2 separate regions of the Homo sapiens genome follow, and region 1 is linked to region 2. A link is a loop called in an ENCODE intact Hi-C map of the cell type or tissue named here. Cell type or tissue: heart left ventricle. All regions are shown on one strand. Each heading gives the region's core, and the rest is flanking DNA. Links, peaks and the distances in the headings are about the cores only.

What was found. Peaks named below come from ENCODE experiments on the same cell type or tissue, not always from the same donor. Only the 100,000 strongest peaks of a DNase experiment are listed, where the experiment ranks them.
Region 1: a loop joins it to region 2, with 2.4 times the contacts of the local background. A loop is called at or near these places in 4 of 110 quality-filtered maps.

Annotation. Positions count from the first base shown.
Region 1 is chr3:181,358,741-181,375,779 of GRCh38, reverse strand. All of the region lies in intron 3 of SOX2-OT (SOX2 overlapping transcript), which reads right to left. Among named protein-coding and RNA genes, the nearest start is that of SOX2-OT, 310 kb to the right of the region's middle. RefSeq lists an enhancer at 15,098-16,297. In heart left ventricle, for the core only: no CTCF peak of the experiment used is centred there; no DNase peak of the experiment used is centred there; H3K27ac peaks cover 825 bases.
Region 2 is chr3:181,547,948-181,564,986 of GRCh38, reverse strand. SOX2-OT (SOX2 overlapping transcript) reads right to left here. Exons shown (of 7, transcript NR_075092.1): 4 at 1,059-1,267. Among named protein-coding and RNA genes, the nearest start is that of SOX2, 160 kb to the left of the region's middle. In heart left ventricle, for the core only: no CTCF peak of the experiment used is centred there; a DNase peak (open chromatin) is centred at 9,126.

The DNA of each region.
Region 1 (17,039 bases), core at 6,047-14,046, 190 kb after region 2:
ATTCCAGGACTAGGATTTTGTCCTAGCTTTAACATCAGGTCCAGATACAGCTCTTCTTCACCTAGAGACAAATGAACTAAAACTAAAACCTATGTGCCAAAAATAGCAATTCTGAAATCCCACTGGGCAAACATTGTGAAGGCCCTCTAACATGGGCAGAAGAAATACTTCTTGATTAGGCTCATTCTGTTCTCTGTGACTAGCACCACAGTGCATGGTTATAGATGACTCTTGGCTCCACCCTCTGGGCGGTTCTTCCTTTTCTATTATCCTCACTGGGCCACATCTGAAAAGGGCACTGGAAAATACTGTCCCTTGGAGGCTAAGATTTTCTTGCTTCCAGCTTTTAGACTTAGAACAGACACAGTCTCTGTCAATCTAGGTTGATGGCTCCTTGGGTTGTATGATCCTCTCAACAAATTCAATTCCATTTAAGACATGCCTTTCTTTCTCCAGATTTAAATTGATATTTTTGAGCTTACCAGACTTCCGTGGAGGAGCTACACCATTAGCCTCTTTTGAGCCATTTTGCACACCTGAAAAGATTTACCAGTTGCCACTATAATCAACTAAACAAAAGGCACTCCTGATATCCTGGATTTGGTCTATGCCTCCCGCAAACTGAGTTTTAATCAGCTTTTGTCACTCAAAAATATTCTTAGTTTTACTTTGGATGTGAGAATAAGTTGAATCTTTCAAACTTCTAGGTCCCCAACTTTCTGACCTCCTTTAGTTTCTTTTCATCTTTTCTTACAAATTGGTCAATTCTTTTGTGGGCTCCTAGTTTTTCTGTACCACCATGTCGAATGCAGCCAACAGCAACCAAGACATGCTAGTACTATTCTGTCTTCCAATCTCCCTACCTAAAGTCACACGGTCATTCAATATATTATCTGCTTTGCATGTTATTGCAGCTAAAGTTTCATTAAGTGTTTCACCACTGCATAATAGATTGCCATGTTTTATCCTCTAAAATCAGTTTCTTTGCTACCTACCACTCTGCCACAAAGCCAGTTGCACATGTTTTAGAAGTTTTGTTATGGTAGCATTGACTTTGAGGTAATAATTATGTAAATATCAATTGTTTACAAAACCAAAAATTATTTCTTGCTCACATTACATAGTTGGTGGTGGATTGTTTGAAGCTTTATTTCCTATGTCCTCTTCCAGAATCTAGGATGAAAAGAGTAGCCTTACACCAGAACATACCATGTTTGTGGCAGACAGAGGAGGGTGACAGTAGAACCATGTGACTGATAATTCTTAATGCTTCTTCTCAGAAGTGACATTTATTGCATCTGCTAACACTTTCTTGACCAAAATCAGTCACATGGCTGAGACGGACATCAGTATTGTAGGAAGTGCTACCCACAACAAAAGTAAAAAGGATAGTGAATATTTTGAGTAAACAGTATGATCAGTCATAGTCCCTGAACATATTATATTGCTTTACATGTTTTTTAACTTTATATTTAAAAATCATAAAATATGTATTATTATGTAACATTTTTAGAGTTCAAGATTTTATTCATGACTTTCATCCGTGTTAATGTGTATGATGTTGTTTAGTCATCACTGCTTTATAGTATTCCATTGTTATAAATATATGAAAATTTACCTATTATAGCAGTTTCCAGGTTTTTGCTATTTTACATCATGCTGAAAAAAACAGGTATGTCTTCCAATGGACACATGAAAATGTTTTTTAGAATATATGCAAGGAAGAAAATTTTTTAGTTACATAGTTTTACATATCTTAAAATGTATTAAATAATGCTGAATTTGTTTTATACTGCAATTATACCAATTTTTTTTTCAGCCAGGAATATTTAAGGATTCCCATTGTTTCACACTCTTGACAGCACTTGGTATTGTCAGACTTCAACACAATTGCCAGCCAAGTAGGTATCTCACTGAGACTTATATTTGTCTTTCTCTGTTCACATATTGCTTTTGTCTGTGGGACATTCATATGTCCTCTTCTGTGAAATGTCTATATATCCCTCTGGCAGATATTTTTATTGAATTATTTGTAATTTTTGTATTGATTGTTAGGAGCCATTTAAAAATATGTATACATTTTCAATACTATTCTTTTGTTCGTTGCATGTGTTCCAAATATATTCTTCAAATTATGATATGGCTTGATCTTCTACTCTTGAAATGGTGTTTTTGATGAATAGAAGTTTTAAATTTTAATGTAGACAAGTCCGTCAGTATTTTCCTTTGTAGTTAGTGCTTTTTATATATCTTGTATAAATAATTCTTGCCTACATCAAGGTCATAAAAATAGTACCAAATTTTCTCATGAGAATTTTAAAATTCTGCTTTTCATTATGAAGTCTTTAATCCACTAAAAATTTATTTATTTATGTGTATGGTGTGAGATATAAATTAAATTTTATTTTTTCAACTTGAAAATCAATTGTATACCTAACTTTTATTGTATCCTATTTTTAAATTACAATTTCTTTCTTTCTTTTTTTTGAGACAGAGTATCATTCTGTCACCCAGGCTGGATTGCAGTGCTGTGATCACAGCTCACTGTAGCCTCCATCCACCTTTTGGGCTCAAGTGATCTTTCCATCTCAGCCTCCCAAGTAGCTGGCACTACAGGTGTGTGCCACTATACCCAGCTAATTTTCTTATTATTTTTTGTAGAGATGGGGTCTTGCTATGTTGCCCAGGCTGGCTTTAAATGCCAGGGCTCAAGTGATCCTCCCTCCTCAGCTTCCCAAAGTGGTGGGATTACAGGAATGAGCCACCAAACCCAGCCAAAATTATAATTTCTAATTATTTAAAAATGGAATAGATTCTTGCGCATTGATCTTATATTTGGTAACCTTTCCAAAATCCCCTACTAATACAAAAAGTTTGTTTCAGATTTATTTTTAAAGAGTTACATCACCTGTAAATAAGAGCAGCTTTGTTTCTTGCTTCCCAATCCTCTTGCCTTTTATTGTATTGTATTAATTTCTTTTTCTGATTTACTTATGCTTTCAACATTTCACCATTAAACATCATGTTTGTTGTAGTTTTTTCTTTTTCTCCTTTATGCTGTAAACATGACAAACTATATATTTTTATATATATTATATTTTTCTAGCATTATATTAACCTTATATTTATGGATATATTTAACTTGGTAATGGTTTTTAATCTTTTATATATGGGTGGAAATAGTTTGAGAATATTTTATTTAGGATCCTAGCATATTTGAGGGAGATCTGCCTATAATTTGCCCTTCTTGTATTATTCTACCCCTTATCATTGTTTTCAATATTAAATCTATACCAGCTTCATAAAATGTGTTAATGAGCATTTCATATTTTTGTAACCTATGGATAGAAAATTGGAATTGTCTGTTGCTTACAAATTCATCAGAAGATACTTAACAACCTAGGTCTGTCTCTTTTTTTTCTAAAGATTATTGATTGTTGATTTAATTTTTGTATGGCCATTGACCTATGTAGTTCTGCAGTCCTTCTGAGTCTGTTCCAATAAAATAAAATTTTAAATTTTCTCTTCTTTTACTTAAGTCTTCAAACTTCTTAGAATAAAGTTCTTCACTGTATCCTCTTATTTACTTTTAAATTTCTGTTTTATCCATAGTTATATCCTCTTTTTAATCCTTATGTTTTATTTATCTGTCCCTTCTCATTTTGCTTTTTCTTAATTAATCTTCCTAGAGGCATATCTGTTTTACTGATCTTTTCAAATGATCAATTTTTGGCTTTGTCTTCTGTTTTATTTTTTATGATGCAACTTCTATAAACTTTTTAATATCAAAATTATTCATAGAACACTGGTATGGGCAAGGCTTCGATGCAACAGTTTTCAGAGGTGGTAGCGAATAAGGTAACAGGATATATATCTAGCAAACAACTTGGTTGCATCAAAAACAAAGAATATGACTTAGGAGCAGATAATTCTTATCCTTGTTTTTCAGTTGGCTGGAATCTCTTAGGTACTTTTCTTACTGATTTCTCTTTTTAACTATAAGTTTAATATAGGAATTGATTTAGAACCCTATAGAGTTCTCTGATTGAAGGTTATATGATAGGGCTGTTTGTCTAAATTTAGAACATTTGTCAAAATTTTCAAAACATTTTCAAAACAAAAATGTCAAAATTTCAAGTGAAAGTGGCAAAGTAAGTGGATGGCTTAGGGTCTGGAAGCTGCATATGGTTTTACAAGTTTTAAGAAATGTTTCTAGTCCAAAGTAAAATACAAAAAAAAAAGTACTATATATATAACATAATAAGACAGTTTTTATATTAAAAACAAGTGTGAAGGGAAAAGCAATATAGAAAGGGTAAATTATGGGCTAATCTTATTGAAAGATGATGAGTAGACATAATAAACACTCCTGTTTGGGGATAAAACCACAAAGGAATATATTTTAAGGAACAGGGTAAACAGGAAGTAGACAAGTTCTTGCAGCTCAGTCTTGAATTATCTTAATCCTTGAAGTAAAATTAAAATAATGCCAGATTGCTAGAGCCTTCAGGCATTCAGGAGGGCTTGTACCCCTGGATGGTTTGCAGAATCCCTCAGATGCCTTTCTGAAGGAAAATAACATTATCTTGGGCACCAAATTATTTCTAGAAGCAATTTTAAGCTATAATATAATGTTTGGCACAACTTTTTTAAACAGCTCAATGAGGAGCAAGACAAGATGAGCAAAACCTAGCAGAAACCACCAGCAATAGAATTATTCCATAAGGGCTTCCAAAATTGTCATAATTAGACAAAGACTTTGTGGTTCACGCCTGTAATCCCAGCACTCCGGGAGGCCGAGGCGGGCGGATCACCTGAGGTCAGGAGTTGGAGACCAGCCTGGCCAACATGGTGAAACCCCATCTCTACTAAAAATACAAAAATTAGCTGGGCATGATGGTAGGCGCCTGTAGTTCCAGCTACATCGGAGGCTGAGGTGGGAGAATCACTTCAACCTGGGAGGCGAAGGTTACAGTGAGCCGGGATTCTGCCACTGCACTCCAGCCTGGGCAACAAGAGTGAAACTCCGTCTCAAAATAATAATAATATGATATAATATAATAAAATATATTTGCTTACCATGTTCTAGAAGATAAAAGACAAGATTAACAATTTTTTTTGCAAAGAAAAAAGTAAACAGAAACTCTAAATCTGAAAACAAGAACTGAAATTAAAAATTAAATTGATGGGTCTAATAGATCATATACAATTACGGAGATACTTAACTGGAATATTCTCAGCAATATCTGTCAAAATAAAATGATAGAAAATACAGAGAAGAAGGTAAAAGATGTAGAGGATACAGTGAGAATTTCTAATATTTTGAGTTCTAAAAAGAAAAGAGAGAAATAAGGCTGAAGAAAAAGAGGAGAGATATAATCAGGCTGAAACAAATTTTGAAGTGAGAATAGCTGAGAACTTTCTAAAACTGGAGAATGACATCAAGCTACAGATTTACAGATTTAAGAACCACACAAATACCAGGAAGAATAGCTGAAAAACAAATCTACACTGAGATGCTAAATGATAAAAATGTGGAAACCCCAAAATGGAGAAAAAATTTTAAAGTCAGTCATAGAAAGACGTTATCTTTAAAAGGGCAACAATAGACAGACAGTTAACTGCTCAGCAGAAACAAAGGACCTCACCTAGCAATGAAATGATATCTTCAAAGTGTTAAAGAAAACATCTGTCATTTTTATATCTTCTGAAATTGATGGTAAAAAAACATCTTTTTAGATTAACACATGAGATAATTCCCCAGTAACAGACATGTTAAAATAAATACTACACAATATTCTTTAGGCAGAAGGAAAACAATCCACAGGAAAGCCTGGAAAGGTAGGAAGAATTGAAAAGCAATGGAAACACTAATGTAATAAGGCGTCTGGCTCCATGTTTTGATGTTTGACTGCTGAAAGCTTTTAAGCTTCATTCCCTCCCTCTTCTTCCGTTCCACGTCTGAGCAAGCTAATAAAAAAGCCTGGGTACTCCCTCCTTTGATGCCAGTGAAATATTTAAACCATGCAAACCTCTACTTATGCAGAAGAACCCTCATCCCAGACCTACTCTCTAATTACCATAAAAACCAGTCTCCTTTTCCTAATCTCTCAAGATATCTTTGGACTAATTTGGGAGGTCTGTCCTGCTCTCCCCAGACTAATAAACTTTTTCATATTCTCTTGATATGTGTGTAGCATAATCACTTTCAACCTCCAAACCAAAATTTGGGTGAGGTGCCATCCCACTTCTAACGTGTGGCCACAACAGCTAGTAAGTGAGTAAATCAAAATAATTATTGACCATGCAAAGAATCACAACAGTGTTTCGTTGAGTTTTTAATATGTATACATAAAATACAAACTAATGATATTTATTTCAAAATGGAGAATAAATGGAATTAAATTATTCAAATTAAAATAGGAATAAATAAAATTAAATTATTCTAATATTTTTTATCTATTTGCATCATCTGGGTAGAGTTTCAAATAACCAGTTAGTATTAGATTTTGATAAGTAAAAAGCATATGCTATAATTTCTAGACTAACTACAGAAAGAATAGTAAGAGTATATAGCTTTTGAGGAAATAGAGGGAATATGGAATAATTTGAAAAATTATCTATCTAAACAAAGGCTAGAAAAAAGAGGAAAAAAGCAAAGCGGTAAGGAAACAGAAAGGACACAACAGAATGGTAGATTTAAGTTCAAACATATCAGTAATTACATAAATATAAACAGACTAAGTATTCCAATTTCTAAACCTATAAAGACAAACATCACTAACTGCATTTTAAAATTATGATTCTGTTTACAAGAGACATGTATAAAATATATAGACATAAAAGGATGTAAAATATTTGCCAAACAAAAATCAGTGTAACCATAATATCATATAAAGTGGTGTTTAAGCAAAAAGTTAAAAGGACATTTGATAACAATTCTGTATTTGTATGTATCTAATAAAATCGCCTTCAAATAAAGCAACAATTGACAGCAAAAAGAGATAGAGAAACCCACAATTATAGTGTAAGATTATAACATGTATCTCTTTATAACAATTAAGCAAGCAGACAGAAAATCAATTAGGATACAGTAGAATAACACAGAAAGCAAATGACCTAATTAATATGCATAAAAGGCTATATTTTAAACCTAAAAAATACACATTTTTTCAAGTACATTGGAACATTACAAAAATTTATTATATAATTGGCCACAAATTGAGGTTCTACAAATTTTAAAGAACTGAAGTTATAGAGTATATCTGTGGTTACAAAGTAATTAAGTTGGAAATTGAAAAAAAAATGTTGCTGGAATATTCTTGCGTGTTCAAGTAAGCCATGATTCAATGAAGAGAACATATTGAAAATTATAAAATAATAGGCAGAGGCAGGAGAATCGCTTGAGCCCAGGAGTTCAAGACCAGACTAGGCAACACAGTGAGACCCTGTCTCTATTATTATTATTATAAAATAATGAAATTACTAAATATCAAAATATCTAGGATGCAGCAAAAGTCATGTAGGAAAAAACTTTAGTGTGTTGGAAGTATGTATTTTTTAAAATTTCATAATCAATAAACTATGCATCTATCTCAAAAAATTAGAAGACAACAAAACAAGATCCAAAGAAAATAGAAAGAAGAAGAAATAAAGTTAACAGCAGAAAGCAATGATATTGAAACTGAACAATAGAGAAAATCAATGAAATTCAGGTATTGTTCCTTTGAGAAAATTAGTAAAATCCAAATACGTACATTGCTATTAATGAAGAAAAAAGGAAAAGGCACAAATAGTAATAAAAACAAAACATCACTACAGATTGTATAGACATTGTAAGATTACAAGAGATCATGAACAACTTTTTCCCAAATGAACTTGAAAATGTTGACAATGAAAATGTCTAACAATATTACTTTACAAAACTAACACAAGAGGAAATATAAAACTTGAATAGTCCTATACTCTTTCATATTACTCTTTTTATTTAATAGTGAATTCAACCAAACATTTAAGGAAGAAATAAATTCAAACTCTTCCAGAGGCTACAGAAAGGGGAACATACTGTATCTTCTTTAACAAGACCAGAATAACTTTGATATTAAAATCTAACAAGGATATTAAGAGAAAAAATTACAGATAATCACACTAATGACTATAGATATAAGAATTTCAAACAAATTGCTAGCAAACTGAAACCAGTAATATGCACTTACTAGTTTACCTAGGAACTTGAGATTGGTATATTAAAACAGTGATTGGTGTAATTCTTTACATTAGCATAAAAAAGAAAAAAGTCATATGATCTAACTAGATGGAGAAAAGGCATTTGATAAAATTCAGCAACAATTCATAAGTAAAAACCCTTGGCAAACTAAACCAGGAGGGAGCTTCCTTAATTCAATAAAGGGCATGTAAAAAAACAAATAAACACAAACAAGTCAAACAACAACAAAATTTCTATATGAAAACATCAGCTTAATAGTAAATGTTGAAAGCTTTTACTTTGAAATCTGAATTTGGACTAGAATGCCAGCAGTCACTCATTTTATTTAACATTGTATAGGTACACAATGTGACAAGGCAAGAAGAAATATAAGCAATGGATTTAAAAAGAAAAAATAAAAATATTATTCACACAAAAGTATGACTGCTTACATTAAAAAAATCCAAAAAAAGGTATATATAAAATTTCAAAATGTATATATGGGTTACAGAAGAACGTTGACTATAGGTTAATATAACCTTTTTTTAAAAAAAAGAAGTACACTTTTTATGCCAGCAACAAATATTTAAAAAACAAAACTTAAAAAGTTTACATTTATATATAAATGTTATATGTAACTATAATATAAATATACATATAATATTATATGTAACTATAATATAAATATACATATAATATTATATGTAACTATAATATAAATATACATATAATATTATATGTAACTATAATATAAATATACATATAATATTATATGTAACTATAATATAAATATACATATAATATTATATGTAACTATAATATAAATATACATATAATATTATATGTAACTATAATATAAATATACATATAATATTATATGTAACTATAATATAAATATACATATAATATTATATGTAACTATAATATAAATATACATATAATATTATATGTAACTATAATATAAATATACATATAATATTATATGTAACTATAATATAAATATACATATAATATTATATGTAACTATAATATAAATATACATATAATATTATATGTAACTATAATATAAATATACATATAATATTATATGTAACTATAATATAAATATACATATAATATTATATGTAACTATAATATAAATATACATATAATATTATATGTAACTATAATATAAATATACATATTATATGTAACTATAATATAAATATACATATAATATTATATGTAACTATAATATAAATATACATATATTATATGTAAATATAATATAAATATACATATATTATATGTAAATATAATATAATATACATATAATATTATATGTAAATATAATATAAATATACATATAATATTATATGTAAATATAATATAAATATACATATAATATTATATGTAAATATAATATAAATATACATATAATATTATATGTAAATATAAATATACATATAATATTATATGTAAATATAATATAAATATACATATATTATATGTAAATATTATATATAAATATACATATATTATATGTAAATATTATATATAAATATAAAGAAGATGAGTAGGACATCACGAAAAAAGACTACGAAGAAGAAAGGAAAAATGAACTGATAAAGTATCACTGAGAAAAACTGAAGAAGACCTAAGTAAATGCAGAAATATATCATGTTCATGGGCTCAACAACTCACTATAGTAAACATGTCAATTCTCTTCAAGCCTCTATAAATTCAATGCAATCCAAATAAAAATAGTTACAGTGGTGTTGTGTGCACATGTACATGTGTAATGCTGGCCAAGGTTATTGGTGGGGTGTAGGAGCTAGCTTATACCAACTCATGAGGTGCGCCAGTTCATACTAGCTCACACCAAATCACGGGACCCGACTGTTGAATATTCAGGAATCTTTGAACTGATTATTAAACCACTGTGGCTTGAAATCACCCACTGTGGGAGTGGTTACCCCCATGGAAATTTGCAAACACTACAAATCAAAGATTTTTTCCCCCGAGAGTCAGCTTGCCAGCGCACCAAGCTTATTCTAAAATTGACATGAAAAGGAAAAAACAAAAAACATAAAAACAAAAGAATAGTTAAGACACATTGAAAAATAAAAATAAAGTGAAAAAATGTGCTTTACCAGATATCACTACTTATTATAAAGCAACAAGAATTAAGACAGTTTTATTCATGTTTCTATCAAAGGTTTTAGGTATAATTTTTTAGAGGTTAAGAAATATTTATCGCTATAGCACCTATAATCATCTCACACATCATATGAATCTCACCCTTTGAACAGCAGTCAATATTTCTTGTGTTGGCTCACTCCTTTTTATTAATTAATTTTCCATAACTGCAATTATTTATAAATAGAAGGTACTTAATAAACATTGAAATAAACATATAACATTTTAAAAGTAAGAATTGTTCATTTATAAACCACTTAAAATGTTCTAACATACCACCAGCAGTAATCTGGGAAGCCTGACATCAGGGTTAAATTATTTCTGTTTTAATTTGTCTATTCCTCCCAACTCTCCTCTTACCAAGGACCAGACTCAAAAAGTGCTACAGCCAGAAATGAGTCTGTCTCTGCTGCTTGGGGCTCTGCCCACAGGGAAGGACCAACCCCTCTAACTTTAAAGCCTGGTTCTAACTCTGGTCCAAAGACCTCAGCCAATGTCTGTAAAGTGTTCCTGCTCACAGAGAGCGGAGACCACAAAGATAAACCCACCAGGTAGAAGGGAATGGTTTAAGGACGTTTGTTTTCCATCACGAAAGAGACACATTTCTAGTTTTTGTGTGGTTCCAGACAGCACTGCATTCTTTGGAAATTCCAAGTTACTTCAATAATATCTTGGAAAATTGACTACCTGAGGTCAACCTATTGTAATGGCACAAATGTTGATTCTCATCCTCTATCCCATTAGCCTTTGCTGGCTTTGTTTCTTAGGATAGCCATCTGAATCAATTAGTTCAAATTTCAAGGTTGAACCTTGACTAAGTTACTTCACGAGGGTTCTTAAAATGAACTAACACTTGACAGTGATTTATTCTGCATGCTACTGTTCGTCTCCTACCTCATCCTCCCTTAACCACCAAAGGTATAGTTTCTTGGGGAAAAGTAAACAGTCATTGTCAAATTGATTCTCTCTCTCTCTCCCTTTTCACTTCCCTCCTTCTCTCAAACACAAACACACAAACTGATTAAACTGATTTCTATTTACAATTATAAAACTAACAATATTCAATTTCTTTAACATATAAATCAAGTACCTAGAAAACACTTTACAAATAACCCAAAATGAAAGGTGAGCACCCTAATTGTGCCACTTGTCTAGACAAGGATCTTATAATTTTTTCAACCATTAATTTATTAATTGACTAATATGTATTCAGCACTGTTATGTATTTTTGAGCATAAAAACATAAAAAATACACCACAGGGTTTCAATGCATTTGCAACCTTTATATGCCTTCAGTATGTTTATGTAGGGAGCAATGCAAGATGATGTTCTATAATTATACAATAAGTTTGATAATGCAGACTACATGTGTTATACTATCATTAATAATTACAATGTTGGCAATATTTTCCCCATTCCTCAGAAAGAGGCATTATTATTATCTCTAACCTATAGGCAAGCGTTAGGGAATTTAAGTAATTTGCCAAGTACTAGATAGTGTTTGGCAAGGCCAAGACTAGAACCAGATCTGACTGCAAATCTCATGTTTTTTTCCTATGTGTTCTCTCATAAGACTTTGCACAGTGTTGAACACATAGTAGGCGCATAGTAATTGACTGAAGATTTAAAAACACAAAACGTTCACTTTGAAATAAGTACAGATAAGATCTATACAAGACAGGCTGATTTGTGTACTTGACTAGATAAGAGTATTACATTCTCAGTGTGGGTTCCCCCATAAGGAGAGTCTTAAATAAGGACTTGCATGAAGAAGGTAAGCCAGGAAACAGGAGTCAGGGAGCTGGGAGAGTGATAGATGGGAAAAAAGAAAGGTCAATATAAAGGTTCAATATCAAGTTTCTAGCTGTGGAAAACGGGTTTGATTTGCCAGACCACCTGGAAAGTACTCAGAATGCCTGAGATGCATTCAGTGTCTCCCTTCATCCATTGGCTGAGGGTTCCTCCAAGAGGTAGTAAAGACCAACACTTCCTGGTTTCTGACCTTGCTAGAAGGCTCCTACCTGGAAAATAGCCTGAGGCAAAAAGCAGAAGGCAAGCATTTGCACTGAACTGTCTGTTCTAATTACAGCTGAAATCAGAGATGGGCCAATGAGATGGAATATGATGTACCAGAGGTATGTTCTGCAGTTACTTATACTGAATTACTAAAGATTTTTTAAATGGCTTGCAAAAGCTTGCAAAAATAATGGTTTTACCTCTTGATGTCCAATCAGACAGCAATGACTGGTTTTGCTTTGTTTGTAAAAAATTTGAATGATTTTGATAAAATTTACCAAAAGACACTCTACCTTAAATTTAATTTGTGGTTTAATTTGAAACACAATGGAAGCCAATCTACTTAACAGGTGGAAATCTTTCTCTAATTTGAATAAACTCGAATAAATTTTAATGAAATTCGATACAAGTGTGCATTTATTCATTTAATGTTTATAGAACACCTGTTCTAAGACAGGAGGTATTTACAGTGTTGAATCTGACATGAACCCTACCCTCAATTAGTTTAGAGTCATTTAGGTTAATCACATCAAGAGACATTGTTGGGCATTGCTAATTCCATAGAAACTGGCAAAAGCAAAACACTGGGGTGAGCTAGATGCTTAGGGGATGGCACACATATAGGGTCTGGGTAGTCCAGGCTATGAGAGGGAAGAGGATCTCTGGAAAGTGCAGTAACAAGTAATAGATAAGCAAGGGTCAGATAAGTACAATATAAAACTGGGGTGACATAAGCAGTTAGGAGCCTTGCAACACATTATGCAGAATAAAATGCTAAAAAAAGCAGGCAGGCAGCTGTTTGGTATCAGCAGGTAGCAGGACTGGAGGCTGGGAAGGTTACCAAGAATATGACTCAGTCACAGGAATCAAGAATATTTTTAAACCCATAAGAACAAGTTCTTGAAAGCTGTACCACAGGTACAAATCTCAGTGGCTTATTACAACAAAATGTTTCTCTCTCAAGCTATATGTCAATGATGGGTTGATTGGGATCTCTGTTCCATGTGGTCCTCCCTCCAGGATCAGGCAGATACAGAAGCTGCCATCTGGGGAATTACCAGATGCCATGATAGAGGGAAGAGAAGTGGGTTGAATTACATACTAGGCTTTAAGCCTTCAGTCTGAAAGTGCTTTACACTACTTCTACCCACATTCTATTGGCCAAAACATGTCATACGGCCAAATGTAACTTCAAAGGGACTGGGGAAACCATATCCTCTTACAAGATGTCTGTGGAAAGACTGAGGCCAACCACACAAGTCTTACTCCTGCAAAATGAAACGGTGAATAAATACACGTACATATACAAACATATAAATCTTTCAATAGACAAAGACGATGTAGAGATAGGTTCTGAATGTGTTCCAAACTAAACCGTAATTTAAAATATTAACACAATGAAAACGTTCCTCAGAAGTGTCTTTTATTAAAGGTCCCTTGTCTCTCTCTTAAAAACCACATAATTGACAAGTTTATTTTATATTCAGAAAGTAAGTATAAGCACTTTGGGATGCTGAGGTGGGTGGCTCACCTAAGGTCAGGAGTTCAAGACCAGCCTGGCCAACATGGTGAAACCCTGTCTCTACTAAAACTACAAAAATTAGCCAGGCATGGTGGTGCGCGCCTATAATCCCAGCTACTCGGGAGGCTGAGGCAGGAGAATCGCTTGAACCTGGGAGGTGTGGAGGTTGCAGTGAGCCAAGATCCCGCCACTGCACTCCCGCCTAGGCAACAGAGTGAGACTCCATCTCGAAAAAAAAAGAAAAAAAAGAAAGTACAGGCTCAACATCAAACATCATCCTCTAAGTTGTCAACTGTAAGCCAACATATCTGTAGCTCCTTCCTTGCATGAGAAAGAACAAGGGAGGCCGCTAATAGTGCTTGACTGGTGGGAATAATGGAAGGGGTTAGGCCTCGATAGGTTTGGGGATAGACATAAATAGAGTAAAAGGTACAGTCCTAAAGGGTTTCCCTCTTCCGATTCTTCCATTGTTCAGCACTTTCAATACGTAGCCCTTGATTAGTAGGGCAGAGAAGTCAAGGAAATAAAGCCTCAGGCTCATACTTACTTAGGCTTAGCTATGACCACAAAAGGCAAAAATGTCAAATTCAGAATGGTCCATCTCCTCATCATTCTCATTCTACTCTACATTCTTTTATTTTAAATTTTTTTTAAAGAAAAACCACTCTACAAATAAAAAAAGAAGAATTAGAGCTTGCAAAAGGACAAATCCACTGCCTCTCAGATGTTTGTTTCTAGATATGACTTCTAATTATAGTGCCTCTTGCTGACTTTCAGCAGCATTCATCGCTTTTTCCCCTAAAACATCTTAACGTTAAGTATGTTTTTAAAAATTTTAGTGTTGACCCAGAAGAGCCTTTCCCCTCTGTTAAATTACTAACATGTTGATCTCTTCCAAGTCCTTACAGAAATGGAACAAGGAATTGGTTTATACCTCTCAACACCTGTGTTTCCCTGTGGTCTTGAACTCATCATGCTTTTTGAACCAACAAATTCCCAAGACCCATGAACTGTTCTCCCTTTACATTCTCCTTAATGTGCACACACTCCCAGCTTTTAGTATGGTTGAAAACACCCTTCCTTCTTCTTCTTCTTCTTCTTTTTTTTGAGACGGAATTTCACTCTTGTTGCCCAGGCTGGAGTGCCATGGTGTGAGCTCAGCTCACTGCAACCTCTGCCTCCTGGGTTCAAGTGATTCTCTTGCCTCAGCCTCCTGAGTAGCTGAGACTACAGGCATGCACCACCATGCCTGGCTAATTTTGTATTTTTAGTAGAGATGGGGTTTCTCCATGTTGGTGAGGCTGGTCTCGAACTCCCGACCTCAGGTGATCCACTTGCCTCGGCCTCTCAAAGTGCTGGGATTACAGGTATGAGCCACCACGCCTGGCCATCCTTTCTTCTTAAGACTTTCTGTTCATTTGGCTCCTACGATAATGTGCAATCCAGATTCTTTTTCTCCTCTGTCATCAATGGCCTCTTTTCTTATCCTGATTATTTAAAAGGGTAAACATTCTTTAAGTCTCTGTTCTAACATGTTTTCTTTCTGGACCACATAATCTCTCCCAAGCCTTCAAATATGACCTCTATGTAAAAGGCACTGAAATTGTTGTCATTAATCTTGACTTCTTTCTAGAGCATGAGACACCTGCGAACACCTTTGAATATGTCACACATCCACTCAAAACTGCACTGGGTTCTCAGAACAAAATTATCTATTGAACAAATTCTAAACTGTACATCTCACACTAAGATTTAAGTCCTCCATGATGCTGCTCCAATCTAATTTCTGACTAGTTCCTGTTCTAGTCCACATCAAGAATCCTATACTCCAGTGAAACAGAACTCCTCACTGTTCTTGTAATTCCAATTCCCTTTTTTTTACTGTCTTTACCTGTGTTTCTACTATTTCTTCTACTGAGCATGCCTTCCTGATGTCCACATTGTACCCATGCTTTAGCAGGAATGTTTTATAAGATGTTTCACAAACTTCGAAACTAAACAAAATGCAAACCATACGTGAATATATCATAAAAGAAAGTTACCTGCAGCAGACAGATGTTCCATTGAGCACTCTGTTTACATATGTCCAGAATGTCGGCAAAACTTCAAGCATGTTCATAACAAAACTTTCTTCTCCTTGGCTCTTGTGTCTCTGTACTCTTCTTGCTTTTTCAGAGAAGTAATTTTCCCTTTAATACTTTCAAATTCCCTCATAAACTCACCTCCTGCCAAACCTTTCTACATACCATTTCCTAGAAAATAATCAAGCTTTCTCACTCTCCCTTTCTGAGGAAATGTAAGGAGCTATTGCTTCTGTTTCTCCCTTCTTTTGCAAGAGTGTCTTCTCCCCTTTTTCTCTATGCCTTTCCCCTCTTCAATCTTATTCAGCATTTGATTTGATGCAGAACACACTGTCACACATCAGTAGCCACCTGCAGTGACAACTTTATTTCTCTATCTTGTTTTTGTCTGGCCTAATTATAAACAAATACATTGACATAGCATTCAGATTAGACATCAAAGGCACCCTCTTATATAATATACATATGTACACACAAACACACGTTTAGAACTTTTAAGTTACTAACTCTAGACTTATAATTTTACTTTTGATCTTCTCTCCCCAGATAGGCTAATTCATGACCCGTAAAACCACTCTGAGCACATCCACCAGGGGAAGTCATCGTGATTTCATCTCTGTGCCCCAGGAGAAAATTAGAGTGCATGTGAGAAGGCCAAAGGTCCAGGTTGTGGAAAAGTATTCATTGCAGCAATGTCTCCAAAGGAGGGAGTAGGGTGATAAGGCCACTTCACTTTTTTATTCTTTTGTTGATTTCCTTTTGGACTTGTCAAATGAAGTGCTGAGATGAGCCCTCTCCTTCCTATAGCTCAACAATAGAAGTGAAGATGCCACAAACACTCCCAGGATAAAGGAGATAAGACCCAATGGGGGCAAAGGAGGAAAGTGCCATGGTGCTTATGGAATCCATTGCTGGATACGGTCCAACTTGAACAATGAACCACATTTGCATCACTACAATAGCAGCCTTCTTTTTCTAACCTTGGGGTAATGAAAGCCTCCAAACCCAGATTTCTGCAAAATGAGTAAACAAGTCT
Region 2 (17,039 bases), core at 4,288-12,287:
TGTGACTTATTTTTGCAGCTTCAATTTTTAATTGCTCTGAATTATACTAATAGAAACATAAAAACTTGAATTTGTGCACAAGGAACATGAATAGAGGGAAAGATATTGTCCTCAGTGGACCAAGGTTGTAGTTAGGATTGGAATCAGGAAACTTAACTGTAAAGGCAGGGGGAAGCTTGGGAGGCAAAAGTTTTCAGACGGAAAGCTGTCTGGAAAGTAGGTATATTTTATTAGAGCTACAGAGACAATTTTACACTTAGAATGTAACTCCTTGGACATATATATCTAAATAGGAGTCAATGGAAACTTATGTATTAAGGGCTGAATTCTTGAATCTTTACTACTTGTAAACATAATTTTACTCTTTAGCAGTTATTCTCTATTTTGTGATTTGTCCTTTTTCTCTTTTTTCTCTGCTACTCTAATGACATATGCTGACAGGTTTTCCATGTGGCTCTGTGCCCTTACATGCTATCATTATATGAACAACTAAAGATGCCCTTTGGGGATCACTTGGGGAAAGTAATCTGTTGTTATTTATTGTGTTTTTTAGCAGAATAAAAGTACTGTAGTTGGTTGCTAACATCACCACCTTGTGTACAAATATTTTTTTGCATGCAGTTTCCTAATATCATTAAGCTGTATTGTAATTTCATTACATAGTAATGTAGCACTTCGATTACAGACATTTAAATAATTTTGTAATTCAAAATTGGAAAATAATAAACCATGGTTTATTTTTAGTCCCTTGTAATTAGTTAGCCAACTAACACTCCACTGAACTCATACAAGAAGCAAAAATGCCCCAGAACCCTTATAAACTGGGCATTGGTCAAAATACTCTTTCAAACAATGATTTAGGAATTCAGAGTAAAAAAGGCAAAGAAAGAATTAAATTCCTAAAGATTCATAATAATACCAATAGTACATATGGCTAGTGCCTAGGGCATCTAATTAGTGAACCCCTAATTCTAACAAATGTAATCTCTAATTCTGGCAAATCTAACTAAGGCATTTTTAGCTCACCCAATGGGCTAATATTGGAAATTACTACTTACTTCAAAGTATGATTTTGGTCTCTATCCAAAGAGTAGAACCTCTTGATAAGTTTCTGAATGTCAAACTTCTTTTTCTAGCGGCTTCTGGCATGTCAGAGCTCCACAGCAAGTTTTATAATTTTGACAGTCCTTGGCGATCAATGAAGTTGACTGGACTCCATTACTTTTCCAAACAGAAATACCTTGCAGTCCAATGAAGGAAGTAGTGGCTAGAGGGGAAAGTACCAGAATATTCAATACGTTTGTCTTAGGTCCCAAAGGAAACAAACAAATGTGTTCCCTGTTATTCTTTCTCTCACAATAAAAATTTTAGACCATTTCTAGAAAAAAGCAATTTTGCATTTGTATTTTTGTGTTACTTCTTTCAGTTTGTCTCCCTTTTGGTAAGTGAACTTGTTTTAAAATGTTACACGTTGTTGGAAAGTAGCATGGAATGCTTCTTTTAGTTCTACGTAAAGGTAAAGTTTGATTATATGGCAAAAAATTAAAAATGCTGCTAAGGATACAAGGTAAAACATAGCAATCTAAAAGAGAGAGAGAGAGAGAGAGAGAGACAGAGTGTGTGTGTGTGTGTATGTGTGTGTGTGTGTGTGTGTGTGTGTATGCTCGATAGCAATCCTATGAGGTTGGCAGGGCAGGGTAACCAGTTTTATAGATGAGCAAATCAACGATAAGGGACATGACAGGACAATGCAAGTCATACACATGTGGTAGCACAGCCAGTAAACAACTCAGTCAGTTCAGTGTTATGTCCTCTATACTACTTTTGTCCTTAGGGACTAGTACAGTACTTTAGTAATGTGGATATTAGGAATAAAGGCCATTTTGTTAGAAGTTTCACCCATTTTTCATGGAAGTCTATCCATATAGGATTCTGTTGAAAAGTCAGCCTGGTGCCATACTGTCAAACACAGAAGTAGAAATTCACCACTTAACTCCTTATGTTCTTAACTTAGAATTAAACACACAGTCATGTGAAAGGTGTTTCATTTAGCTCTAACAATAAATGAATGTGTGCACATTTATATGCATGGTAAATATGTAGAACTTAGATATGTAATGATTTATGAAGCATAAAATGAAAATTTTTGGAAATGTACCTAAAAGGAGTAAAAATCATAGACACCTCCTTGTGGATATTATTTTAGAAAGCTTCAGGCTTTCATCCTAGTGTTATTTACTTCATACTAAACAGTCATTTCAGATGTAGGATGTTTGAAGGGGGCCAACCACTTATGATCTTCATAGGAAAAAATAAACTTGCAAAGTCTTCAGAATGTCTGGTGGATGTTTTCCCATTATGTTGAATCTACTTATGTTAAGCAATGTGACCAAACTGAATACAGCTATATGTAAAACTGAGATTCATTGAACTATTCACCTTTTTGATTGATTACTCATATATCTACAATGCCACGACAGAAATGACAATATTGCCACATTTTAATAAAGATGACTTTTGAGATTACAAAAATAGAATTAGATTATATACATTTAAAAAAATCTCATTTTGATTTTTAAATTTACACAGGAAAATAAAGAGTACTACTTCGTGGAAATTGCTGAACAATTTCTTACTTTTTCCAAAAGATTCAGAGAACAAAACAGATTTCTGTAAGTCAAAGTGCAGCCAAATGTTCTCTTTGGCAAATATTAGAACTCACTTCTACGTCTGGGACATTAGGAAAATGCACTTGAATAAAGATAAAATTGAACAAACCTATCACTACCTAGAAAAGAAAGAAGTAAACAGTGGAGTTTATCTAAGCTAACTTTATTTCCCAAACTCAAAATCATAACAATAAAGTCCTTTACATGAGCAACTTTGTGACCTGAAGGAAGAGGCTGTCTAATTTCTTTCCATGCATCAAGCCAAATAAATGAAGGGAGAAAATCATTCTCTGTTGGCCTCCTGTGTAAGATTTCTTTTCTTATCATCCCATCTAGTCATATCTTTCTGCAGTCTGAATTACCCTCTTTTCCTCAGACTGGTAAGGCAGTGAAAGGATGTTTGTTCTGCTAATTAACTTTATTACCCTGATAACTCCCTGCAGCCTTTGAGGAAAACAATTACCGTTACTCCTTTTTTCCCCCACTGGCAAAAAAAAAAAAGAAAGAAAAAAAAAGAAAAAAGAAAAAAAAAGAAAAAGAAAAAAAGACTATTAATTAGAAACGAGGCCCAGGTCCCTGCCATGTTATCCTGCCACGTTCCCAGGCCCTCGAGCAGGATAGCATTACATTGTCAGTAGTAATTTAGCTCTCATCTGTCTCTGCTAATTATTGTCACATTCATCAAATTCATCAACAAAAGTGCTCTCAGAAGGATTGCATATTTGCAGTTAATACAGCATAAACTGGTATTACCCATCACCACATTTGTGATGATGAGAGGGACACAACTTATTCATCCCTAATTAGAGCAAGCTGGGTAATTAATTATGCATTCCGCCTTATTACTTCTGAGTTCCCAGATATTGTTTGTCTAAAAAGGGGGAGAAAGCAGGAGAGAGAAGCCTGAAAATGCAAAAAAAAAGGGTGATGTGTTTTGTCACATGCGCTATGCCATAATTCCCACCTGACAAACTAGCTGAATCAGTGGAAAATTGCGAGTTGTCAGCAGCAGAATAAACTGCTGTAATAGCTGATTAATGATCAGCACCTGTGACAGGTGCTGTACGGGACTGTAAACTTGGTTTGATTAACAGTCACTGGACGAATAAATATTAGTGACAGTCAGCGGAGAGCAAGTTTGCTTGTTTTCTTCCCTGTTAACAAATCGCACGCATTAAAGTTATTGATATTTCTGTCTGAGACACTCTATTTTTTTGTAGTTATCTGGCAACATTGGCAGTGAGTTTTAATGGATCGTGTTTGTTCCCGTTCTGTTATTTTATTTCAGAACTAAATTGTATTTTGACAAGATGACCTATAGGGGTTTAAATTCACCAGGTGTGGAAGAAAGACTAAAAAATAACAGGATTCACACTTGGTTTAATTTATGCTCACCTGCTAGTAATCTGTGTGTGTATGTGTGTGTGTATACATATCCACATACATACATATATTCATTATACCCATTTACATGTATGTACAATAATTATTAAGGGATATTTATGCTAAAAACCATAGTCACAAACATATAGATATGTGATGTTCGCTTGTTTTTTAGTTTTAATTGTTTCTTTCTTCCTTCCTTGCATTGGATATTTTCCCTGGAAACGTTGGCAGTGTGAGTTATCCCAACCCCATGTCTCAATCCAGAATTGAAGGGACCATTTTCCTGAGGCAGCTATTCAAAACTGCTGCCAGCTTGATTGTTTCTACTGAATTGACCAGTTTCAAACAGATTGGTCAAGAGGTGATTAACCTGTTTGAGCTAACTGGTGATTAACCAAGAGTCGAGTTATGTGCACAGGCAAGCAAAGTGTAAGTAATGAAAGGAACCCAATTTATTTTATTTTATTTTTTAAATTTATTTTTTGTTTTTAGGTCATAGTCAAAGACGCTATTTGCCTTAACTGTGGTTCTTTTGGATTCTTGAATTATATATGGAGAGATTAAAATTGTGGATTTTTGGAATCCTAAAGACATAGATTCAAATTGTGGTCCTGCTAACTAGCTGTGAGTTTGGATAAGTTACTTAATCTGTCTGATCTTTCCATTTTTGCAGTGCAATGTGAGGGCATTTCCAACTTGTATTATGCGGTTACTGAGAAGGTTAAATGAGATAATGTATGTAAAGCACCCTAGCATGGTGCCTGGCATAGACATGGCTCAATGATTAACAATTTAATTACTATTAATACAACAGTTTGAAATTGAATAGTCAGATTATTTTCATATTCTGTTTCATATGATGAACTGCTTTAACACCAATTAAATTATTTTTTTTCTCCACAGACTCCAAAATAACAATGAAAATTAAAAAGCAAAACAAGATTACGCTCATTTGTTCCTGAGTAAAGACTAAGATTAGTAATATCCCAGGGTAGTCGATATCCCAAGGTGCTACTCTAAGCTATTCAGATACTTCTTAGAGGCACAAAAGTTGCAACTGGTCAAGCGAGGTAGACTTTTTTTTTTAAATAGAGATGCCAGGACCCACCACTAGGTACTCTGCTTCTATTCATTTTGGGGAGCCCCTTGCTCATGGGCATGTTTAAAAAGTTCCTGGGCCGGATGCGTTGGCTCATGCCTCTAATCCCAGCACTTTGGGAGGTCGAGGCAGGAAGATCACATGAGGCCAAGAGTTCAAGAACAGCCTGTCCAACACAGTGAAACCCCTTTACTAAAAATACAAAAATTAGCCGGGCATGGTGGCACAGATGTAGTCCCAGATAACTTGAGAGACTGAGGCAAGAGAACTGCTTGAACCCAGGAGGTGGAGGTTGCAGTGAGCCGAGATCACGCCACTGCACTCCACCCTGTGCTACAGAGCAAGACTGTCTTAAAAAAAAATAAAAAAAAGTTCTTCAGGTGATTATGTGTGTGTCTTCAAACTTTAGAACTGGGGATAAATACATAAAATTAGAAATTTGTGTCATGACAATAAAAAGAGTAAACATTCCTTCAGATGATAGAACTATTAATGTGAAATGGATGTCTAGAAACTTACATACATCACATATGGGAGCTTTATTGTTATCTAAACTTGTTACTTAAAGTATCATGATTGAAACACTTTTTTGTTGTTAATCCAGTTGAGGAGAAAAAGATCTAATAATTCAGTCAGTAAGAATGATATTCAGAATCTATCAGCTTACTTTATACCACTCATTAGAAGTGCAGGGTCAATTGCCTTATCTCACTGGAAAAAATAAACCCAGTGATGGTGGCCAAAATATTTCTGTGGCTGACAGATGAACTAAGCGGTGGCAGGGCTGACTGGTGATTGTGGCATGCTTCCAAGTGGATATCCTGCTGCACAAATGGTGACGGGGAGTTAAGAGACCAAATATTCCTGCCATTTGGGACATATAAACATGGATTAAAAATTAGGTAATAGGTAGTCTATGCCTGCTTCTTTCTGCACTTTGTTACCTAAACTTTGCTCATCCTTGGTGCATATGAGTCTATGGTTGTAGTAGGGTTCATTGGTATATCACTTCTTCATTGCTGCTTGTGGTCAGAGAACCCAGGTAACCACATGAAACAAAGTGGAAATTGCTTGTTTGACTAGAACATTGATATTCCAAATTATGTTACAGTTCCCAGAGAATCAGCTAATTCTCTATCAAGTTCTGCATCTATATTCCAGAATTCCTGTAGTCCTATAATGTCTTAATTTAAATGTTAAATTATTTAAAAGTATTGAATTATACTTTATCAAGTTTGATAAAAACAAAAAAGGTATTCTATCTCTGAAAATTTATTTATTTTGAGATAGGGTCTTACTCTATCACCTACTCTGGAGTGCGCTGGCATGATCACGGTTCATTGCAGACTCGATCTCCCAGGCTCAGGTGATCCTCCCAGCTCAGCCTCTTAAGTAGCTGGGACTACAGGCTTGCACCATCACACCTTTTTTTTTTTTTCCGTTTTAGTAGAGATGAGGTATCACTGTGTTGCCCAGGCTAGTCTCGAACTGAGCTCAAGCAATCCTCCTGCCTCAGTTTCCCAAAGTGCTGCAATTATAAGTGTGAGCCATCGCACCCAGCCCATCTCTGGAAATTTAAAGAGGAAAAGTCTCACTTGGCACATGGGAATTGGGGATGGGTCAATAGGGAATGCCTGACTTCATAGGATGACTTGATCCTAATGGAGTTTTCTCTGGTCCAGAGCAAAGCATGGGCAAACTATTACCAGTAGGATAATCTGGCTTGCCCTCTATTGTTGTAAGGCCTTGCAAGTTAAGAAAGGTTTTTAAGTGGTTAAAAAAATAAAAATATTTTGCAATATAAATATTATATGAAATTCAAGTTTCAGTGTCCATATAGAGTTGTATTGGGACATAGCCATGCTCATTGGTTTCCATATTGTCTGTGGCTGCTTTTGTACTAAAACGGCAGAGTTAAGTAGTTGCAACAAAGACCATATATTCTACAAAACCTAAAATATTTACTATTCGGTCTTCTCCAGAAAAATTTTGCTTGTTCCTGCTCGAGAGTAGTGTTTCTCAAATTTTAGAAATACCCGGGACAAATGCATACAAATTGTCTGGGATCTTGTTAGACAATAAATTCTTGATTTAGTAGGTCTATTCTGCATTTCCAACAGGCTACCTACTGATACTGATGCTGCTGGCCTGAGGACCATACTTTGAGAAGCAAGGTGTTAAACTGTGACCCTCATCATAAACACGCAGAAGCCTAATGTTAGCCTGCTCAAGAACAGATCTTTTAGGAATGAACTCATATTAATTAAGTGCACAAGGTTGATGCAGAAGCCTAAAAATCTAATTTATTAACCTGTCAATGAGAAATACGATAGGAATATTCTGTTCCTATAGACATGGCACTTGGTATGCTGAATTAGAGCAGAAGATTATTTTATCTCGCTCTCTCACCCAGGCTGGAGTGCAATGGCAAAAATGCAATTCACTGCAACTTTCGCCTCCTGGGTTTAAGCAATTCTCCTGCCTCAGCCTCCCAAGTAGCTGGGATTACAGGCATGCACCACCACGCTCGGCTAATTTTGTATTTTTAGTAGCGATGGAGTTTCACCACGTTGGTCAGGCTGGTCTTGAACCCCTGACCTTAGGTGATCCACCCGCCTTGGCCTCCCAAAGTGCTGGGATTACAGGCATGAGCCTCCCAGCCCTCTATAAGTCATTTTTGAGTGATCTTTCTAGGAGTCCTGCTCTAGCCACTCTAGCCAAAGAGAAATGTCTGTGATTGCAGGAACTCTATTCCATTTCTCATTTACATCACATAGTGATTCCCTAGTCATGGGAATTATTTACTGTTCATTATTATTCCATGAAATTATGCCATGGCATTTTAAAAGATTTTCCTGCAAATTTCATTTTAAGTATGTCTTAATTCTAAAATCAAGAGGAGTAACATTGAGAGAACTGGATCTGTGTCCTAGTATTAATCACTGTGAGACCATGACCAAATAAGTGTCCTCATCAATAAAATGTAGAGGAGAGATTCAGAATTACATGATTCCCATGGACCCTTCCAGTTTTAGAACACTAATTTCAACTAAAATTTTTCCAGAAGATACACATAAAAATGGAGTTCATTTCCTTATTGCCACATTCCTGGTATGTGCTGCAATGTACTTTGGACCTCCATTGACTTTTATGTCTTTTTTTCTGATGTTCTTGTTACTTGTTGACAAGTCTGTTCTCAGTTTTCTTCATTAAAAAAGAACACTTTAAGGCAGACATCTTATTCAATTTTGCATCCCCCAGCATTTTACATAAAGGGACCATCCAAGAGATGTTAGTTGAATTGAATTAGTGTAGAAATATCCTCAAAACAAATAAGTTTGGGATAGTAGAACCTTAAAAGGCTAAGAGGTTGTAACCTTGCACAGTAAAGGATTTTGACAAGCCAGTTGATTGGATGTTTGGCAACTCTTGGTACCATATTGCATTAACTATATTCTATAAAATTATAAAATGATTATTCCTTTGGAAACGTTGAAAGAGTAGCTTGACTTTGCATTTCTTAATGGTTCAGTATATTGCTGATTAAAGTAACTTCTGATAATTCTATAATTAGATTCTATCTAAAGGATCAAGAAAAATGCACTGAGATTAGAATTTTAACATTATTCATAGCTTGTGGAAAGGAAAATGTCCTGTCTGGAATAAAGTCAATGTCATGTCTATATATGCTTTGTTGGGTTTAAGAAAAATCTTTAAAAATATTTTTTCTCCCCTTAATACATTTCCATTTATGTGCAATGTTTTTGATCAGAAAACTAAAAAGTAGCAGCGGGTGGGAATGAAGGGAGCCAAATATAGAATTGGTGCCAACAGATGCAAAAATGCCATGGAAATCTTTGGCCCAGAAATAATAGCTTACCAAAATACACACACACACAGTTGTTGGACTCTTGAACAGATACACAGCCGTCTGTATAGACAACAGTGCTGTTGGCCAAGAGTCCCGGAGGCAGGCCAACCTCCTATCCAGATGCCACTGCCAGTGAGGAAGCATTTGGCTTCTAGTCCTCTGGCTGCCAACCTTCTCTCCCACTCTCTGGCATGAATTTTTACAGGGGCTGCTGAAGTGAATTAAGACTCTGAAGAGTTCTGTATTAATATGCTGCAACAACACAGAACACAGTGCCACAGAAGCCCTTTATGCTATTTGAATGTTTTTACCCATTATTATTTTTTTAATTGTCAAAGAAACCTGACTTCTAGGTATTTGCCTACAGATAAATGCAATTGCTTTGGAAATTAAGAGTGATACATTTTGATTTCTGCATGGAGTCAACTTTCCTCAACCCAGAAATACCTTGAGAGTATTTAAAATAAAAAAGGTAAAAAGGAAAGAGAATAACAGATAACAAAAGACCAAGAAATAAAATATATTGGTATTTTTGGGACACTGAAAGACAGGATTCATATTTCTTCAGCCCTAGCAAAAGCGCCCACTGAAAAATCTCCTTCTGGTCAGAAGAATGCAATAAGAACACATTTTTTTCAGTGACAATTGAATAAGTACCAATATACATCCATGATTGTTTGCATGCAGCACTAACTTCCAAGAAAAAAAAATTAACATGGCACTATCTCCTCACCTGTAATCTCAACAAATTCCAATTTCTGACATTGTGAGGTTGTACCTATCAACTTCTGAGCCCCTCCCACCTGGAGAGGCTTCTATACTGCCTGTTTTTCCCTTCCCTCACATCAGTGAGGCTGGGCAGCCAAACAGATCCTGCTGAAGGAGCTGGCTTCACTTCTGCAGCACTTTGCAAGAGCAAAGTTTTGAGATTGATCTGATTCAAGAGAGAACTATCAGAAGATGGCATAATATCTGATTATATTAATGAATTAAAAAAGATGCCATAGTTAAAATTACATACGTTAATTTGTACAAAAACAGTAGTTTCTAATTTAAGATGCTTTTAATGTCAGAACAAAACACCAAACTGCTATTGCATGCAAGAAAAAAGGAAAAAACCAAGAGTTCAGGCTTACATTACTTTTCTTGGCTCTGCTAGTTGATTTATACAACTGTAACATTTGAACTGAGGGAATACTTTTTGTGTACTCCAGAGAGTTTCTCCAGTTTGCTTACAAAAAATACAATAGGCTGTTGAGGTTGACTTGTTAGAGTTTCAGTCACTAACTAAATGAACTTATCCACATAAGAAGCAATATTTTCCCTGGATACCTTTAGTAGGGCTGCCATATTTACTTAAAGCAACATTAACTGCTGTCAGATATCTAAGTGTCATTGACATTGATAAATCATTCTTAGAGAGACATGAACAAATGAATCAAATGCTCATCATCACACTCAGAAAAGAAATAATACATCAGGCAGCCTACTTATGTAACTCTGTGTCACATAAAGATTTCTTGATGAGCCATACAACCTTATCCAGGTATGAATTGTGTGACTAACACATTGAAGAGACAGCTTAATCATAGAAAAGCATGTAGCCAAAGTACATTGTAGAAAATGTAATATTTCATTTTGTTTAAGACAAAAGGTCTATTTGATTATTACAGTCAAGTATAACTAACTATTTGTTTGCCAACTATGCATTAACATAGAGAAAATCTTCCATTTTCCCATTGTGTAAATGCGAAGAAATTGTTATTAATTACATTGAAGTGTTTTTGTAATTAAAGTTTTTCAGTAGCATGTAAAATACTTTGCTGTATGGAAAAGTAATAGTCATACGAATACATGAACAACAGCAAGATTAGTTGCTTAATTTCTCCTTAGGAATTTTCTAACCCACCAACCTAAAAGAAGCCTACTGTATTACTCTGTATTGTCTTCTTTTATGATTTTACCTAACCCTGTATTTTAGAAGAAAATCAGTTTTTGTTTTTACTACATAATTCTCTACTTTATTTTTAAAGATAGAGAATATGATTTATCTTTCTTTGACAATAGTACCTTCTAAGAAGAACATCTTTTCTCTCCATGAGCTAAGGAAGGAGACTGAATTAATGGAGATACAGGTGTTCCCTTCCACTGATCGGGGTAAGAGGAGCAGCAGCAGTCAGCACTCCCTTCTCTCTCTGCCTTTCCTTTATCTGTCTTTGAGCACCAGCTTTTCCTTTGTCCTGTGGACCATCTGTGTGCCTGCAAACATCTACAGAGACATCAGCAGATCCCAGCAATGGCCACAGCAGCTGCCTGGTCCTTCCTAACTGAATGAAAACTCAAATTGCCAAGATTGCAAATAATCTCCTTCCTTTTCACAGACATATGCTACCTGGAAGCCTTACAATAAATTTCCTGTTTTCAGTAGCACTTTATAGACCCTCAGCAATTACTTGTATATGCATTTTTGTTCTTTTATCTGTTTACTTACGATGGCATTTTCAAATTATAGTCTACAAACACTAATTTTGAGTAATGTTAACAACTTTACCTAAATGTATTGAACATTTAGTATGTGTTTTACGTGCATTTTCTTATCCAATACTCGCAAATTTTTAAAGTTTGATTAGTATTATTTCCATTTTATGGATGAGAGAGGTGAGGATTAGAGAAGTCAGGTCACATGGCTTAACAGTTGTACTGGGCAGAATTTTAACCCAGCAATGTGACTCCAGAGCTCATACTCTTAAACAGTATAACATAGCTGTTAGGTAAAAAATCATCTGTTGGTGGGGAGGAGGGTGATCAATGAATTCGAAAATGAAGAGGTAGAACAAATTGAACGAACTTCTTTCCTGCAGTATTTCTCAGAGCATTTAATACATATGCCCATTAACATTGACTTTCTAAGGTGGAATCTAATATATGACATTTTTCAAACGTATTGATCCTCATTGATCTCTCATATAATTAATGTTCCCCCCTAGCACTTTGGGAAAGACTGCCTTAGTATGTACTTTTAGAAGCAGAATTGTTGGGTTAACCCAATTATGCTTTCCACTGATTCTTTTTAAAATTATGAATGAGTCACTATTCTTCAGCAAATGAGAATTGCAAAGGTTAATGACGGGCTCAGGGGGTGATGGGAAATATAGCGTGACTTAGAAAATATAGCGGGGGAAATGTATGTGAATAACTATAATATAGAGTAGACAGAGTCACGTAATTGACTCTCTATTTTATTATTATTTTTCTTTTCTTTCTTTCTTTTATTTATTTTTTTTTGAGACAGGGTCTCACTTTGTCACCCAGGCTGGAATACAGTGGCATGATCATGGCTTACTGCAGCCTTGACCTTCTAGGCTCAAGAGATCCTCCCACCTCAGCTTCCCAAGTTGCTGGGACTACAGGTGCATGCCACCACGCCCAGCTAATTTTTTATTTTTTGTAGAGATGGGGTCTCGCTATGTTGCCCAGGTTGGTCTTGAACTCCTGAGCTCAAGTGATCCTTCTGCCTCAGCCTCTCAAAATGTTGAGATTACAAGCATGAGCTACCATATCCAGCCTTTTTTTTCTTTCTACACTCCACTTCTAGGAGAAAGAGTCAAATAAGAAAAAGAAATGATGTTAATGCTCAATATTCACAATGTGCAGAGAACTCTTTTATGTATTGTCTCATTTGATTGTAACAACAACCCACTTTATAGGAAAGGTAATGAGATCAAAAAGGTTTAAATGCCAGGAAGTGGTAGACCTGGCATTTAAACCTAAGGCTCTGACTTCTAGTTTAGTTATTTATTTATTTTTTTTACAATTCCACTAGTACTTTCAAAAATTGAATTCCAGGGGGGTGTCCTTTAATTAAGTAATATTCAAGCCAATGTTTAATACCTCCAACACCTATGGTCCAGAAATAACTGCTGATCAGACCAAAGATCCTGATGCTAATGAGAGGAGCTCAGCATCCAAGTGCTTGAGCCTGAATGTCTGGTTTCAAATGCTGGTTCTGCCACTCACTATTGTTTTAGCACTGGGAAAATAATTTAACCTCCTATTAACTTACTTTGTCACCAAAAGAAAATTAAATTATATTTAGCAAATTGTACATACAAAGACAGACAAATGGCCAACATGTTTTTTTTTTAAACTTTCAGAAAAAGGATTAACATAAGATTTTTCATTAACATTCAGTTGATGAGAAAGATTTAACTAACCATAGTGGCTTGTTTCTCCAAACAATTTTATTAATTAGTGTTTGACTTTCTCCAGAGACTTTCCTGATTTATACCTGCTATGGTTTGAACGTTTGTGTCCCCTCAAAAATTCATATGTTGAAACTTAACCGCCAATGCAATAGTGTTAAGAGGTGGGCCTTTAGGAGGGACTGAGTCATGAGGCAGATCCCTCATGAAGGGGTTGAGTTCCTTTGTTAAAGAAGTTCAAGGGAGCTGTCACCCCTTTTTGTTCTTTAGCCCTTCTGCTTTCCACCTATGAAAATATAATGTTCATCTGCTCTGGAGGACACAGCAAGGTGCCATCCTGGAATGAGAGATTGGGCCCTCACCAGATAAGGAACCTGCTGATGCCTTGATCTTGGACTTTGCAGCCTCCAAAAACTATGAAAAAATAAATTTCTATTATTTATAAATTACCCAGTTTCAGATATTTTGCTATAGCAGCACAAATGGAAATGCCCTTTAAAGTTTCTCAGGTACTTACATTAAAAAGGAGGTAATGTTAATTACAATAATGTTCTCATAAATTAATGCTTTCTACAGTAATGATTTCCCTAGATGTTTGTATTAGTTACTCTAGTTACCTTTTTTTTGTAATGTTAAATATGTTGTTGTTTTTTTTTTTAGTTGTCATGTGTATAAAAAAGTAGAGCCAAAGTTCCTCAGACTTTCTTGGTATCTTTTTCACAACATCCCAGGCCAAAGGAAATACTTAGTAGATTCTTTTATTAAATAGTAAAGTCCTAAGGTTTTAATATTTTATTAAAAAGCAAGTCTTAAGAACTTAGTAATATTTTAAAAAGTTACATATAAATATATATTTATGTACATGTGTATGTGTGTGTATATATATGAAGAAAAATATTTATATTTTATTCCAAAATATTTGTAATTACTTACTAATGGGATGTCTATACCAGTTGACCACTGCAAAACTTCTCAATCCTTGGAATCAGATCGGTTCCCAACATTCTAATTTCTTATTACACATTGATTTTAGAATGTTACTTCTTTTTTTTATCAAAGCAACCACAGAAAACTCAGCGTTGCAAAGATATGAAATTATCAAAAGGAATGTAGTATGGTCTAACATTAAAACTATGAACCACCTAGAGCTGGTAGTTTGCATGGTGTCTGACTCCCTCAAAAATATAAAATATCTCATGACACCTCTGAGAATTCACTTGTGGTGCCCTGGGCCACCTCTGTACACAGTTTGGAGACTATGGGATCAGGGTATTATATACAATATCTTATATTTTAGTATAAGGTATTTAAGTATTCAAACTGTATTATGTGTGTGTGTGTGTATGTGTTTGTGTGTGTGTGTGTGTGTGTGTGTGTGAGAGAGAGAGAGAGAGAGAGAAAGAGAGAGAGAGAGAGACCCTGCTATTTAAAACCCAAGATGACTGCAGCCTTTTTCCTCTTCTAAGGGAGGCAGGCTAATTGATAAGAGTAGGGGAAAACATCGATATTATTCTGCTCTTTTCCTGTGGCTGGAGGGAAGAACAAAGAGTGAGACATAGCACAAGAATAAGTCTGCTGATGTGCAATGGGGCTGCCAGAATCTACTTTAGAATAGATTTTTAAAAAAGAGCTAAACTTTTCTGCATAATAAAGTGAGCAGTGAAATGAAAGAGAGAAGGGCATATGCAATATTGTGGGAGACTTGCACCCCCAAGCAGCACAGATAGCTGAGGGTATTTTTTAAGAATGATGGAATCTAAGATTCTGCTTTGTTGTTACTGTGCTATGAACACAGACCATCTCCCCAAACCTCTAGTGGTCTGCTCTACACATATACCTTGTATGAAGAGGTTTTTTTCGGTGGAAATCAAAGATGGCTGGAGTTTATTATTGGATCAGCCCAGAGAAGAGACTAGGAAGTGGTGATGTGTGAGTGACAGTGAGAACTCTGTGGAGACAGGCTCTCAAGGCAGAGTGACCACAACCATCAAGTTAGCAGGAATGCCCAGAAAGCCTGGGGAAGAGAGAGATAGAGGCTTGACAAGACATGCTGAGAGGTTGACTTAAGGCTTGGTAGATTATGACGGACTGAGCAACGGGCCACAGCTTGGGGAAGGTGGGAAGGAATCATTTACTGTAGAAACTGGGGTTCTGCATGCATTCAATGTCAATGTAGTGATTAGGGCTGAGATGAGAGACTGTAGAGTGTTTGTGGTGAGTCAAAAGACCCGGTCCCACGTGTAGGGCCAAGGCATGTGTATAGTCTGGATTCATAGGCAGAAGTGACATAAATCATGATCTAAGAATGCAGAACTGTACAGGTCAGCAGCAAAGATTATATATCAAATACTAGCCAGAATCTGAAGTGATTCCCTCTTGTGGCCAAGTCTAATTCTTGTTCCTGTTAGATGAGCAATGACCCATAAATTTCAGTATGATAAGAGAACCAGAGACCAAGCAAAGAGTTATTTTCTGTTCCAGTTATTGTCTACTCAAAACATGATGATATCCAACACTCTTTTAGAATAAAAACCCTCAGAAAACTAGGAATAGAAGAAAATTTCTGTAACATGAAAAAAGTCATTTATGAAAAACCCATAGCTAACATCACAGGCAATGGCGAAAGCCTGAAAACTTTCCCACTAACATCAGGAGAAAGAGAAGAATATTCACTGACACCCCTGCTATTCAACATTGTGCTGGAAATTCTAGCTAGAGTAATTTGATGAGAAAAAGAAATACAAAGCATCCAAATTGGAAAGAAATAAGTAAAATTATTTTTATTCACAGATGTCATGATTCTATGTATAGAAAATCCCAAATAATGAACAAGAAAACCACCAGAACTAATAAACAAATTCAGGAAAGTTACAGAGTACAAGGTCAGTTCACAAAACAAAAACAAACAAACAAAAAATCAATTGTGTTTTTGTGCAAGAGCAATGAGCAGTCTGGGAAGGAAATTAAGAAAGTAATTCCATTTAAAATAGCATCTAAAAGAATAAAGGAACTAGGAATAAATTCAACCAAGGAGGTAAAAGACTTGGACATTTAAAACTAGAAAACATTTCTGAACTATATTAAAGAAGACCTAAATAAATGGAAAGACATTTCATGTTCATGGAAAGATTTACATTGCTAAGATGTCAATATGGCTCAAAGCTATTTACAGATTCAATGTAATTCATATCAAAATCTTAATAGCTTTTTTTTTTTTTGCAGAAATGAGAAAGCCTACACTCACATTCATATGGCATTGCAAGGGGCCCTGAGTTGCTAAGACAATCTCTATTAAAGAAGAACAAAGTTAGAGTACTCACACTTTCTGACTTAAAAACACTCTTTAAAATTTAATTTTCTGATTTAAAAGCCATTGAAATCAAAACGGTATGGTGCTGGTATAAAAATAGGTAAATATATATACCAATGGAGTAGACTTGTGAGTCCAGAAGTAAACCCAAACATTTATGGCCAATTTATTTTGACAAAGGTACCAAGATCATTTAATAAAGAAATAATAATCTCTTCAACAGATGGTGTTGGGACATCTAGATTTCCACATGCAAGACAATGAAGTTTGGCCCCTACCTTATCCTATATACAAAGATTTACTAAAAATAGATCAACAACCTAAATATAAGAACCAAAATGATAAAACTCTTAGAAGAAAACATAGGGATAAATCTTCATGAGCTTAGATTTGGCAACGAATTCTTAGATATGGCACAAAACACACGAGCAACAAAAGAGAAAACAGATAAATTGTACTTCATCAAACTTAAACACATTTGTGAATCAAAGGACATTATTAA